Regions from separate parts of the Homo sapiens genome. Here regions 2, 3 and 4 are each linked to region 1. A link is a contact called in ENCODE Hi-C or POLR2A ChIA-PET data. All regions are on one chromosome and are shown on one strand. The core of a region is the stretch at or near the end of the contact, and the rest is flanking DNA. Distances in the headings are between cores, read along the strand shown.

Evidence for each region. A loop is a pair of places that touch in the nucleus more often than their neighbours do. ChIA-PET counts read pairs that join two places held with the same protein, here RNA polymerase II (POLR2A). Pooled maps may share reads with other maps.
Region 2: a pooled map shows a loop between it and region 1 (25-fold over the local background). The contact joins the promoter of MIR34AHG here to the promoter of SLC25A33 in region 1. A Hi-C loop is called at or near these places in 7 of 50 pooled maps. POLR2A ChIA-PET finds 5 or more read pairs at or near these places in 2 of 52 experiments (PC-3 and Panc1).
Region 3: a loop to region 1 is called in a pooled map, with 9 times the contacts of the local background. The contact joins the enhancer-like site here to the promoter of SLC25A33 in region 1. A Hi-C loop is called at or near these places in 4 of 50 pooled maps. POLR2A ChIA-PET finds 5 or more read pairs at or near these places in 2 of 52 experiments (HepG2 and Panc1).
Region 4: a map of B cell shows a loop between it and region 1 (11-fold over the local background). The contact joins the promoter of CLSTN1 here to the promoter of SLC25A33 in region 1. A Hi-C loop is called at or near these places in 3 of 168 maps with a recorded cell type or tissue (B cell and CD8-positive, alpha-beta T cell), 1 of 37 single-sample maps with no recorded cell type and 8 of 50 pooled maps. POLR2A ChIA-PET finds 5 or more read pairs at or near these places in 1 of 52 experiments (naive thymus-derived CD8-positive, alpha-beta T cell).

The regions. Positions count from the first base shown.
Region 1 is chr1:9,538,015-9,540,714 of GRCh38, forward strand. It overlaps SLC25A33 (solute carrier family 25 member 33), which reads left to right and starts at 1,451. Exons shown (of 7, transcript NM_032315.3): 1 at 1,451-1,733. The coding sequence starts at 1,678. RefSeq lists silencers at 1,207-1,726, 1,747-2,106 and enhancers at 1,216-1,510, 2,177-2,306.
Region 2 is chr1:9,181,072-9,183,771 of GRCh38, forward strand. MIR34AHG (MIR34A host gene) reads right to left here and starts at 1,267. Exons shown (of 2, transcript NR_132742.1): 1 at 936-1,267. It overlaps LNCTAM34A (long non coding transcriptional activator of miR34a), which reads left to right and starts at 1,133. Exons shown (of 3, transcript NR_132738.1): 1 at 1,133-1,245; 2 at 2,562-2,700. RefSeq lists enhancers at 1-682, 595-744, 683-1,543, 855-1,204, 2,405-2,700 and silencers at 1,245-1,604, 1,915-2,004, 2,015-2,124.
Region 3 is chr1:9,161,726-9,164,425 of GRCh38, forward strand. The region is part of intron 1 of MIR34AHG (MIR34A host gene); the gene reads right to left. Among named protein-coding and RNA genes, the nearest start is that of MIR34A, 11 kb to the left of the region's middle. RefSeq lists silencers at 980-1,049, 1,200-1,269 and an enhancer at 2,200-2,529. Within about 2 kb of position 1,330, at least 31 of the 41 ENCODE cell types and tissues checked have a DNase peak (open chromatin) inside an H3K27ac peak, as active enhancers do; they include Panc1, where a contact is called at or near this core.
Region 4 is chr1:9,822,618-9,825,343 of GRCh38, forward strand. It overlaps CLSTN1 (calsyntenin 1), which reads right to left and starts at 1,348. Exons shown (of 19, transcript NM_001009566.3): 1 at 1,026-1,348. The coding sequence starts at 1,116. RefSeq lists silencers at 1,070-1,149, 1,160-1,309, 1,480-1,529, 1,550-1,609 and an enhancer at 1,222-1,938.

The sequences.
Region 1 (2,700 bases), core at 201-2,700:
GCTAGCTCCCACGTTTCCACACAATTCCCTCCTACTTAAGCTCTCTATGTTTACACACAGGACATCTAACTGCTTGTTCTGGTCAAGGTACAGCTTTCCGGAGCTCTGAGAGACGGAAGAGAAAGGGTTGGTACGTTCTGCAGGTGAATGGTGGTCTGCTGAGAGAGAGACAGACAGAGAGACATAGTCCAAGGTAACAGGAAAGCTTCTGGCACTGGTGCCTGTGCAGTCAGTGGTGTCACTGCCAGGACAGGAAATAGAGGTAGAGCAGGTTTGGGGGAGGGGAAGAATGATAAGTTCAATTTGGGACCTTTATTCATTAGCTCCTTGGGCATTACTAGGTGGCAGGTACTGTGTCAGGAACAACTGTGAACAAAAGAAATAAGGTCCCTGCTCTCCTGAAGCTTACATTCCTGTATGGGAAGGACAACTTAAATAAATCAACAAACTAACTGCAGAAGCCCTGGTTCTATAGTCGTGTGACAGACTGCGCTGCAAAGGCGGCCAGGAAAGTCTCCATCTGGGGGAGACCTGGAGATTAGAAGATGTCAGGTTGAGTATGACAATGACCCAGTGACATAGGCTGAGAGAAGCAGTTTGGATATCTAGGTCTGGGCTGGAGATGATCAGAAAAGAAGCAAAAAGCATACTGCAAAATATACGCAGCATATACTACTACTTATAGGGAGATCAAAAATCCACATAATGATAATGATTATTAATTATTTGAGACAGAGTCTCGCTTTGTCGTCCAGGCTGGAGTGCAGTGGCAAGATCTTGGCTCACTGCAGCCCCCGCCTCCCGGGCTCAAGCGATTATCCAGCCTCAGCCACCCAAGTAGCTGGGATGACAGGGGTGCGCCGCCTCGTCCGGCTAACTTTTGTATTTCTAGTAGAGACACGGTTTCGCCGTCTTGGACAGGTTGGTCTGTAACTCCTGGCTTCAGGCGATCCGCCCGCCCGCCTCGGCCTCCCAAAGTGTTGAGATTGCAGGCGTGAGCCACCGTGAGGGCCTCACTGATTATCTAAGGCTGTTTAGATTATAGATTTTTAGATTATGTTTTTGTTTCCCTAAACGGGGTGGTGAGTACAGAGGTGTGAGATGTAACACGTAATTTGTACACCTTTTGCACACGTAAATATCACAAAGTAAACTTTTAAAATAAGGCAAGGCCTAGGGCCTCGCGAGGCTTCTCTGAGGAGCGAGGACCAGTCAGTCACAGCCAGTTTCCACTGCCTCCACGCTCCGGCCTAGGCCAGCCCCTCTCCCCAGTCATTCGCTCGGGGCTGGCTCCGCCCCAGAACTGCGCAACCTCCCCGCCCACATCCGCGTCCTAACCAATGAGCGCTCGAAATTTGGGTCCACACCCCCGTCACGCCCCGCCCCAGACTCGCGCGCCCGTGACGTCACGGTCCGGCCCCCGCCACGTGACGGCCGCGCGCCGGGCTCTAGCTCCCCGCCGGGCTCGCGCCGCAGAGGCCGGTGAGGCGCCGGCGGCCACGCCGCGGAAGGCGCGGGCCGAGCAGAGCCGGGCGTTGGAGCCCGCGCGCGCATGGAGGCGTTGCCGGCAGCCCCCTGAGGGCAGCGGGGAGACAAGACCCGGCGACCTCGCGCATCCCTCGAGCCGCCACGCGCTCTCGCCACCGGGCGGCGACGGGCCGCGGAGCCGGCGCGGCCATGGCGACGGGCGGCCAGCAGAAGGAGAACACGCTGCTTCACCTCTTCGCCGGCGGGTGAGTTCCCGGGCCCAGCCGCGCGCGCCCCACCGCCTGCGGTCCCCTCGGCCTTCGCCCCGGGCGCGGCCCCAGCCTCCCGCGGCGGTTACCGGCCTTCCCCGGGCTACGGCGCCGGCGCTCGGGAGGAGGAAGTCCCGGCGTCGGGGACTGGTGGGCAGGGCCGAGGGAGGGGGTCGGGCCTTCCTCACCCCTACGTCCTGACCGCAGCCCCGAGGGCGGCTGTGCCCCGCCGCCCGTCCTCCCCGCGGCGTCCCCAGCTTTTCCCCATTCTGAAGAGTCAGTGGCCGGTGAGTGGTGCTCGGCGGCGGTCCAGCCTGGACGCTGTGGCGCGGCCCCCCCTCCCCCGCCCCCTTCTCCTGGGGCCTCTCCCGAAGCGCAGCGCCTCAGAGCCCGTGGTAGGATCGCTGATGCTCGGGTGTGCCCGAGGTTCCTCAGGGCAGCGCGGGAGGTCATCCGGACGGGCAAAAAGGTCTGCGGACGTTGGACGTCAGCAAGGCCTGGGTGGTGCTGGTGAACGGTGATGCTTGCGGCCACACGCGGGGTGGCTAAGCCAGGGACCCGAACTCATATGAGGTCTGGAAGGTGTGTTGAGACACTTCTCGCCGGCTGGTAGACGCTTCCAACGCCAGAGACCGCAGAATTGTAAGGTGTTCCTTGTTTTGAAAGCTGCATTAGGTCTATGGTCAGGCACCTTTTTTCCAGCGGAGACAATGCATTTTTAGGAGGTTGAGTTCTGCGGTTAGGAAGGGAGATGGTACCCCTCGCCACCTCCCCTTGTCACCTCCCGCCGAGAATAGAAGGTAAAATATTTTTGAGTATTAGTAATTTTCTTTTTTCCTTTATCACAGCCGGTGGCTTGGGGTCCTTTCGGAGTCTTACAGATATTTGGAGTATTAATTTGAGGACCTCATCGGCCTGGCACAGGAATTTTTGAGTGTAGGATATTTTGCATAAAATAGTTTAT
Region 2 (2,700 bases), core at 17-2,516, 360 kb before region 1:
CAGAACTGGCTAACATAACTGCAGTGGGCCGTTTAGCCCCCTTAACATGACTTGGTATCTGCTAGAGTTTCACATGCATGTATGCAGAGATCCCAGCCACCTCTGGGCTCCAGGAGCCTAGTGTGGATGCAACAGGAAGGCCCAGGCTCTGGAACCTTCTGCAGAGCCTAGCTCATGTCCCCCACCTGACGCAGAAACAGGGAGGTGCTGAAGCATGTGCCCTGTCTGTGCTACAGGCCCCATCCACGTAACCTGAGAGAGGGGGCCTCAGGAGCACTGGCACCTGCTGCTCCAGGCCAGGAGCAAGGAACTCCAGGGACCACCTCCCCTCAGTCTCCTTCCCCACTGGCGGCTCACAGGCTGGACAGGGCTCCAGCCAGCAGGGGGCGCGCGCGTTCACCTCGGGGCCAGGTTGGCTGAAAGCCCCTCTCCCGTTCCCCTCTTCTAGAGCAAAAGTCTTCCAAAGCCTTGACCTCTTAGACAACGCTACTTTAGTGACCGAAGCACTTTTCCTTTCCCTTTCATGCGAGTTTTTTGCAACCATGGGTGGCTAGTATCAATGCCTCCACTTTCAAGGTGAGGAGAGGAACTGGGGAGGTTGAGCATTTGCTGCAATATCACCGTGGCCAGCAGCGCAAGAGAGCCAGGGTCCCCATTTGCCACCCATGAACCAGTCGGCCTTCCTCGCCCCACGCTGGAGATAGAGGAGGGAAGAAAGAACTAGCCGAGCAAAACCCCAAAAAAGGAATCCTTTCTCCCCAGAGATTATGAAATCAAAGAACATTTTGTTGCTTCTTGGAAATTCTTCCCCTTACGGAGGCTACACAATTGAACAGGGTTTTCATTATTATGACTATGATTATTAAAGTTGTTGGTCTAGTTCCCGCCTCCTTCTTTGCAAACTTTCGCACGGACTGAGAAACACAAGCGTTTACCTGGGTGCATGCTGGGACGGGGCGAGCAGGTAGTGCAGGCTTCCAGGCCTCTCCTGCCCCGGAGCTTGGCTGCAGGACTCCCGCAAAATCTCCAAATGCCCCCGATCTGCGTGGTCACCGAGAAGCAGCCCGGCTCGGAACAAGCCCAGGCAAGCCCAGGCAGAGCCCGCCGCCGGGTCCTCCTTCCTGCTCGTGCCACCAGGCCCCGGGGCCGCGACGCGTCTCTCCAGCCCGGGATCCGGGGAGCTGGGCTGTCCCCAGACCGACGGGACAGCGGCATCTCCTCCACCTGAAAAGGAAAGAGGACCAGGTGGGGGCCAGGCAGGGCGCATGAAGGCGGCGCCAGCACCGCGCGATCCGAATCACGTCGGTGCGGGGGAGGGGTCGGAGCCTGGCCTCGGCCTAGGGCGCAGATGCGGTGCGCACCGCAGGGGGGCGGCGTGGGGTGCGGGGCCAGTCCCGCCGGGCACGGGGTCCTGGTCCTCATCCCCTTCACCGCCGCCGCCCGCCTGGGCTGGCGTTTCCCCAGCGAGAGCGCGTAGTTTGCGCAGCGCCCCTCGCCCACGCCGCCGCTGGGTCGCGGGGCGCGCCTACCCAGAGCCGAGGTCCCGGACTCCCCGGCCATCGCGACCCTTCCGGGGACTCCTCGCCCCTTCGCGGTGGGACCAAGGCCCGGGTGGGGCCGGGACAGGGTGGTGGGGGGAAGGGGGACCGTACAAAAGCAAACAGAAACCACGGGGGGCTCGCCGCGACGCCCAGTCCGAGGGCCTCTCGCCTGGAAGAGGGAAGAAACCCACGTCCTGGACGCGGGTGTGGGGTCTGTCCCGGGTCAGGACCTGTTGTCTCTGCGACGTTGCCAGTCCGGAGAGCTCGGAGGGCCAATGCAGCCCCGGATTCAACAAGATGCGAAAGGACTTCTAAAGCCAGGAACCGGCACCCAGCCACGGCCACCGCCCGCCGGCCCGGCGCCCTGCCCCCACTCACTGCGCCCCCAAGTTCCGGCGCCGCGGGCTGCAGGGGTGACTTGGCTCGGCGTGCCTCGGGGCACGAGGCTCGGCCCCGCACGGCTCTCGGGTCCCGGGGGGCTGGGGTGGGAAGGGACATGGCCGGCGCGCGGCGCTGGGGAGCCGGGTGCGCCAGGCTGGGGACCTTGCGTGGGGCAGGGCTTGGCTCAGCCGAGGGGCCGCGGCTCAGCCCCCCTCACCGGCCTTAAAGGTTCCCAGAGACGCAAAGTCGGACGCGGGTCCTGAGCGCGGAGCTACAGGGGGGAGCATGGGGCAGCCCCCAAGGCGCGCTCCCTGCATTTCCCACCCTTTCCACGCTGCCCTGCGCGCACGGTCGGGCGCCCTTGGGGTGGGCAGGGAGGCGCGGGCAGGGGCAGCGCCGAAGACCTCCCGCCGCCATGGAGAAGGGGCTCCCCACCCACCCTCCTGCCCCAACCATTATAGATCCCAGCCAGTGCGCCCCGCGCCCTTCCGGGACAAGCTGCCCCCAGGACCACCGTGCCCCAGTATCAAGCGGACAGCAAATCTCTCGGTGGCTCCTTTTGTAAGGGTTTCTGCCCTCAGGGTTGTTACGGGACAGAAATGGTTTCATCAGAAACAAGCCCTCCTCGCACACTCACAGTTTGCAGGACTCCGAACTGGGCCCGCGAGATCTCCACCTGCGCAAAACGAAAGGGCGGATTCTCCTTGGACTCACGAGGCAACCGCTCCCCGGGGTGAGAACGGGGGACTCATTCCTCCGGCACTGGGAGAAGACGATT
Region 3 (2,700 bases), core at 80-2,579, 380 kb before region 1:
TTCTGGGCTTTGCCTCCCCAATATGCCACCCAGCACCCAGGCTCCATAAGAAATCTGCTTTCAGAATCAAAGACCTGAAAATTAGAAATGCTTTTCTAATGCCGAGGCCAAATTTCCTCCACACAAAACACCACAAATCCCTCTCCAAACAATTCGCGATTGCCCCCCAATCTCAATGGCCTTTTTCTCGGGTTGTAAATGTTCCCTAAAGTTGTCAGTGAATTAAACCAGAAAAAAAAAGAAAGAAAGAAAAAAAAAAAAGAAAGAAAAGGGTGGGTTACCTGCTCTGTGGGCCAAAGAAGGACCTTGGATTGATCGGATGTCAGCTCTGGTCCTGCAGCTTCCCCAGCCTGGCTCCACCTGTCTGACCTGTTGGGCTCGCTGCCGCCTCTGGGCCTGGCACAGCCGCAGGGAGCGGGGCTCGCTGCCAGCACCCAGGCCCCTCCATAGGTGTGCATTCACCTGCCAAGAGGTGCAGGCGCACAAGTGCCCTCCCCTCTCTGCTCCCACCATGTGACCTGCCCCCCAGCCGGACAGGCACTGGAGCATCTCCCTCGGTGTCACTGGAATTTCAAACCTGAAGCTGGCAGAGAGAAAGAAGAAAGGGAAGAAGAAGAGGGGAGGGGGACAGAGGAAAAATCCTGGCCCCCACAACTAACCAACAGTCCTTCCGTGATGTCGTGGAGGTCAGGCCAGGTGGGGCCAGCAGCCCCGTCACGGTGATCGTCAGGGTCAAATTCCAGGGCTGCTCTTTCCCCCTGGGTGGCTATTTTGGGAAAGCAGCTTTTCTCCAGCAGTGGACAGACTAGCTACTATGGACGCTGGAATCCAGAAGACTCAGAGCTCTGCCAGGGCCCAGCACAGGTAAAGGCACGGAGGACAGCCCTGGGAGCAAAGAGACAGTTTGCCCTCAGGTGCCCCTGAACTCCGCTCTGAGCACACACAATCCCACGGGTCCCTCCTGTCCCTACCCTTCAATAAGGATCACCCAGCACTTGGGGTCCTATCTGGCTTGGAAGAGGACGTGGGGCTTGAGGTATTACCCAAGGTGTTGAGGGGGTACAGCTGGAGGGGCAGGTGGCATCAGGTCTAGCGGCAAGGCCACTATTTTCCTGCCCTCCAGGACTGAGAGCCCTTAGCAGCCAGATTTGGCTTCTCTTCCCTTTCACTCCCTGGCCCCTGATGCCCGTCAAGCTCAAGTCGATACTGAACAACTGAGTACACAGCACAGCCTGGGTGTGAGGTCAGACTCTGTGCCTGGGATTGGGGCGGGTCAGGCATCTGACTCTGAGTTTCAACCACTGCTCAAGTTCAATCATGTGCTTCTAAGCTGCCAATCAAGCCAAACCTCTGGGAGTCACTGAAGAATAGAAACCGCAAGGCCAAGAGGAGGGTTGTGGTGCCCTGTGGTCTTGATAACTTGGGTTTTGAATGCAGGGTGGATGTTAAGATATAAAGCCCTTCCTAGGAAACCAGAAGACATCCTCCTAAGGAGGCAACAAAGCAGGGCAAGGCCCAGGAGAGGACCTGTGATGGAATTCAGACAGAGCCCAACCTCCCAGGGTACAGCCTTGTTCACGGGGCGCGGGAGGAGAAGGCTAACTGCTGCTGAGTGTGGCCAGGCAGGTCTTCAGCTACTGACATCAGGGCTGTGTCCACCCCTCAGAGCAGCACTGAGCTTGAAAGTGAAGCCCTGGCCGAGCGCGGTCGCTCACGCCTGTAATCCCAGCACTTTGGGAGGCCGAGGAGGGCAGATCACCTGAGGTGAGGAGTTCAAGACTGGCCTGACCAACATGGAGAAACCCCGTCTCTACTTAAAAAAAAAAAAAAAAAAAAAAACAAAAAAGTGAGGCTCTCTCTCAAAGCCAGCCCTTGCTCTGCTGCCCCAAGAGGGTCCTGCAAACACACGGGCCTTGTCCAAGGGGCCTGATGTGCAGGAGAGGGGCAGGGCCCAGGGCAGTGACCCCGAAGGGCTCCATCCTCGGACCTGACTCCTCCTTGCTCATAAACAACCAGGCCTTTGCCTTCCTCCCACACCAGTCCCCGGGTCAAAGGCCTTAAGAAAATCCCCGGTGCACTAGCCAACTCAGACCGCCCTGGCCCTTAGATCATCCGCTAGTCACTGGGCTGAGACCCAAAGGAGAGGGAAATATTTGGCGATTTCAGGGAACTGAACAGCAAAGGTGTTCACAATCAGACCACCAGCAGGAGTGCGGCACGCCCCTTAAACACTCTAAGGAAGTATTTACCAAGGCTGCTAAAAAAGAAGTTGAGGATTTCTGCCTCTGATTTAGTAGAAAATAATCTTTGAAATTTACATACAAAGTCCCATGATAAGTCATTTGGGATCCCCCAGAGGAGGAAGGCTGCTTGCGGTTAGACTGGGTGAGTCAACGAAACAAACAAATGGGCCCGATGAGGTCAGCTTTTTGGAAAAGGAACAAAGAAAACTGCACCCAAATGAGAGGCAGCTTACAATGGTGAAGCAGTGGTCACAGAAAATCCATTTCCAAAGCCTCTAATCCAGCAGTTTGGGGGATGATTTTGTCACCCAGGGGACATTTGGCAATATCTAAAGACATTTTTGGGGCCGGGTGTGGTGGCTCATGCCTGTAATCCCAGCACTTTGGGAGGCCGAGGCGGGCAGATCACTTGAGGTCAGGAGTTCGAGACCAGCCTGGCCAACATGACAAGACCCTA
Region 4 (2,726 bases), core at 98-2,597, 280 kb after region 1:
GCCAAGGAAAATGTTTACGATTTCAAGATCCACTCAGAAGCAAATACTGTATCTGCAATGCGTAAGCTTTTCGTTGGCAAGACCAGTCAATAGCAGAGGCATGCAAGGTTTAAAAGGTTAAGTGGATGAAGGTTAAAAGCTAATAATAAATTAGCCAAGAAATACTACTTCCCACCGAGCCATAAAATAATTTCGGTCCTACAATCCTAAAAAACCAGAGAGGTTTCTCGTTTTTGTAGAGAACATCTAACCCTCCACGGTCTAAATGACCGTCAGAAAAACAGCACCAAGGCACCAGGGGTAGCAGAGACGGAGATTTCTAACACTGGGTGAGCCCGCGGTCGCAAATCTCATCGCGATTTCACCTTTGGGTGAAAAGGTGGGAGGGAAGCACTAAGTTTCAGCCTCGGCTCCACTGGAAACAGACAACGTCTGAAGGACTCTGGGAGGAGGCGGAAAGGGGCGAAGTCGTGGTGTCCGCGGTGCAGCAACACAGAATCGGGATCTTGGAAACGGGATGCGGAGGAGTGGGCTCTTATGTAAGCACACACCAAAACTGTGCGTGCACCCCCCGCCTGATGCACATCTGAGCACACGTACACAGAGCATCTCACCCAGGGGTGCAGCCCCAGCCTGCGTGCGCCGCTGAGCAGGGCGGACTGACCCTTCGGCCCGTCTGCACGTTCCCCCAAATCAGCGCAGCCACCACCATGGGCTGCAGTGGGGGCAGCCCAGGCTCAGGAGCCCCGCCCGGGACGGAGCCTGGCTTCCCCGGGACGCCTGCAGCGCGCGCCCACAGTCTCCTGCGCCCTGGCCCCGGCTCCGCGAGCCCGACCCCCAACCCGAACCCCACGCCCTGACCCGGCTCCCTGCGCTCGGACCCGACTCCCCGCATCCCGGCTCGAATCCCGGCATCCGGCCCTACTCCCGCACCCGGACCCGAATCCCCGCACCGGGACCCGAATCCTGCACCCGGACCCGAATCCCGCACCGACCCAGCGGCCCGGCCCAGCCCCGGGGCTTACCTCGCGCGGCCCAGACCCCGCCGCCGCACAGCAGCCCGGCCAGCAGCAGCCGGGCGGCCGGGGCCAGCGCGGGAGCGGGGCGGCGCAGCATCGCCAGCCCGGGGCGGGAGCGGCAGGGAGGCGCGCGGGACGCCGAGCGGAGCTCTCGGAGCTCTCGGGGCTCTAGGGGCCTGGGGCTAGCTGCTCCGCGGCGCGGGGAGCTCCGGGGGTCCAAGGAGGAGCCGCCGCCGCCGCCGCCGTGACGCTGGGCCGCGCGCTCAGGACGCGGCGCCCTCCCCGCCTCAGAGCAGCGTCTTGCTGAAGGCAGCGGCAGCAACTAAGATGGCGGCGGCGCTCTCTCTCGGGTCCGGCGAGGGTACCCGGCCGGGGGCGGGGTGGCGGCGGGAGGGGCGGGGATGGGGAGCGACGCGAGGCGCGCGCGCGGCGGACCCTGGGAGCGCGCGGGCCCGGGAGGGGCGGGGGAGAGGAGCGGAGGGAGCGCGCGCGGCGGACCCGGCAGCGGGCGCGCGCCTCCGAGCCCGTCGGCCCCGCCTGGAGCGCGCGCCCGCGGGGACGCGCCTGGGGTGGGTTCCGAGCGGCCGGGAGGGGCCCGGGGGACTGTATCCCTTTCCCTGGCCGCAGATGGAGAGCCTCAACTCCGCGTCCCTACGCGCGCTCCCGGGCTCCTAAGGCCGGGTGAGCGGTACCCGGGGACCCGCTCCTCCTTCTCCACCCCGAGGACTCATCCTTCCCACCCGCTCCGCCGAGGAGCGCAGACCCCGGCGGAGCAGTGCGGCCCAGGACCCTTGTCACTTCGGGCAGGTCGCGTCGCCCCCCAGAACCTCGGGGTCCTCGTCTCCCCAGTAGAGGTGTTGAGAGGGGTCACGAAAGGGGGTCCAGGAGACGAGGTCAGCGAAACGCGCCTGGTAAACAGTTAAGGGCCGCGCAGCACTACCCACACCGGCTCCCGCCCCGGGACCTGCCCCCGGGGAGTCTGTCCTGAATTCACTGAAGGAATCTATTTGTGACTTTCAAAAGGCGGCTGGTGTGCGCGCTCTTTCTCAGTGACATGGTGCGATGCTGGTTCTTAGAAATGCGGAGGTCCGAATGGATAGAGAGGACAGAGAAGCCCTCCCCCTCTACCGTGGATCCCTACAGGGATCTTGGGGTCCTCCCAATTTCCCAGCGTCCAGCGGCCCCCTCCTCCTCGCCTCTGGACCCCTGGCACCCCCCCGCAGTGGAGGAAAGGCCTGGAACAGCCGTGGATGGGCGTGTGTGCAGGCACTGTACCCTATGAGACACTACTGGCTCCATTTTGCAGATAAGGAAACTAAGTCAGAAAGGTGAAATGACTTCCCCCGTTGGGACAACTATTGTAAAAAGAATCAGCCCTCAAGGACAGGATGTTCGCATTAGGGGGACACCAACAGCAAAAAGTGGAACCCTAAAATGTTCATTTTTCGAGACCGCTGGAGGAGCTATCCATGAATGTCACTGCTCCAGGTGGGGGTGGAGGAGGCTGGCAGCACTGGAGGCTGGGTGGAGACTGGTTTGTGGGGCGCAGAGGACTTATTTAGGAGACTAGTGGGCAAAGAGCCCAAAAACGTAGACTGAGGTCAGATTGGGGGAATGGACTTGATCCTACAGTCAACAGGAAGACCTGGAACGGCTGGGAACAGCGGTGTGATGTGACCTGGGGAAGGCTTCAAAAGCAATCTGGAA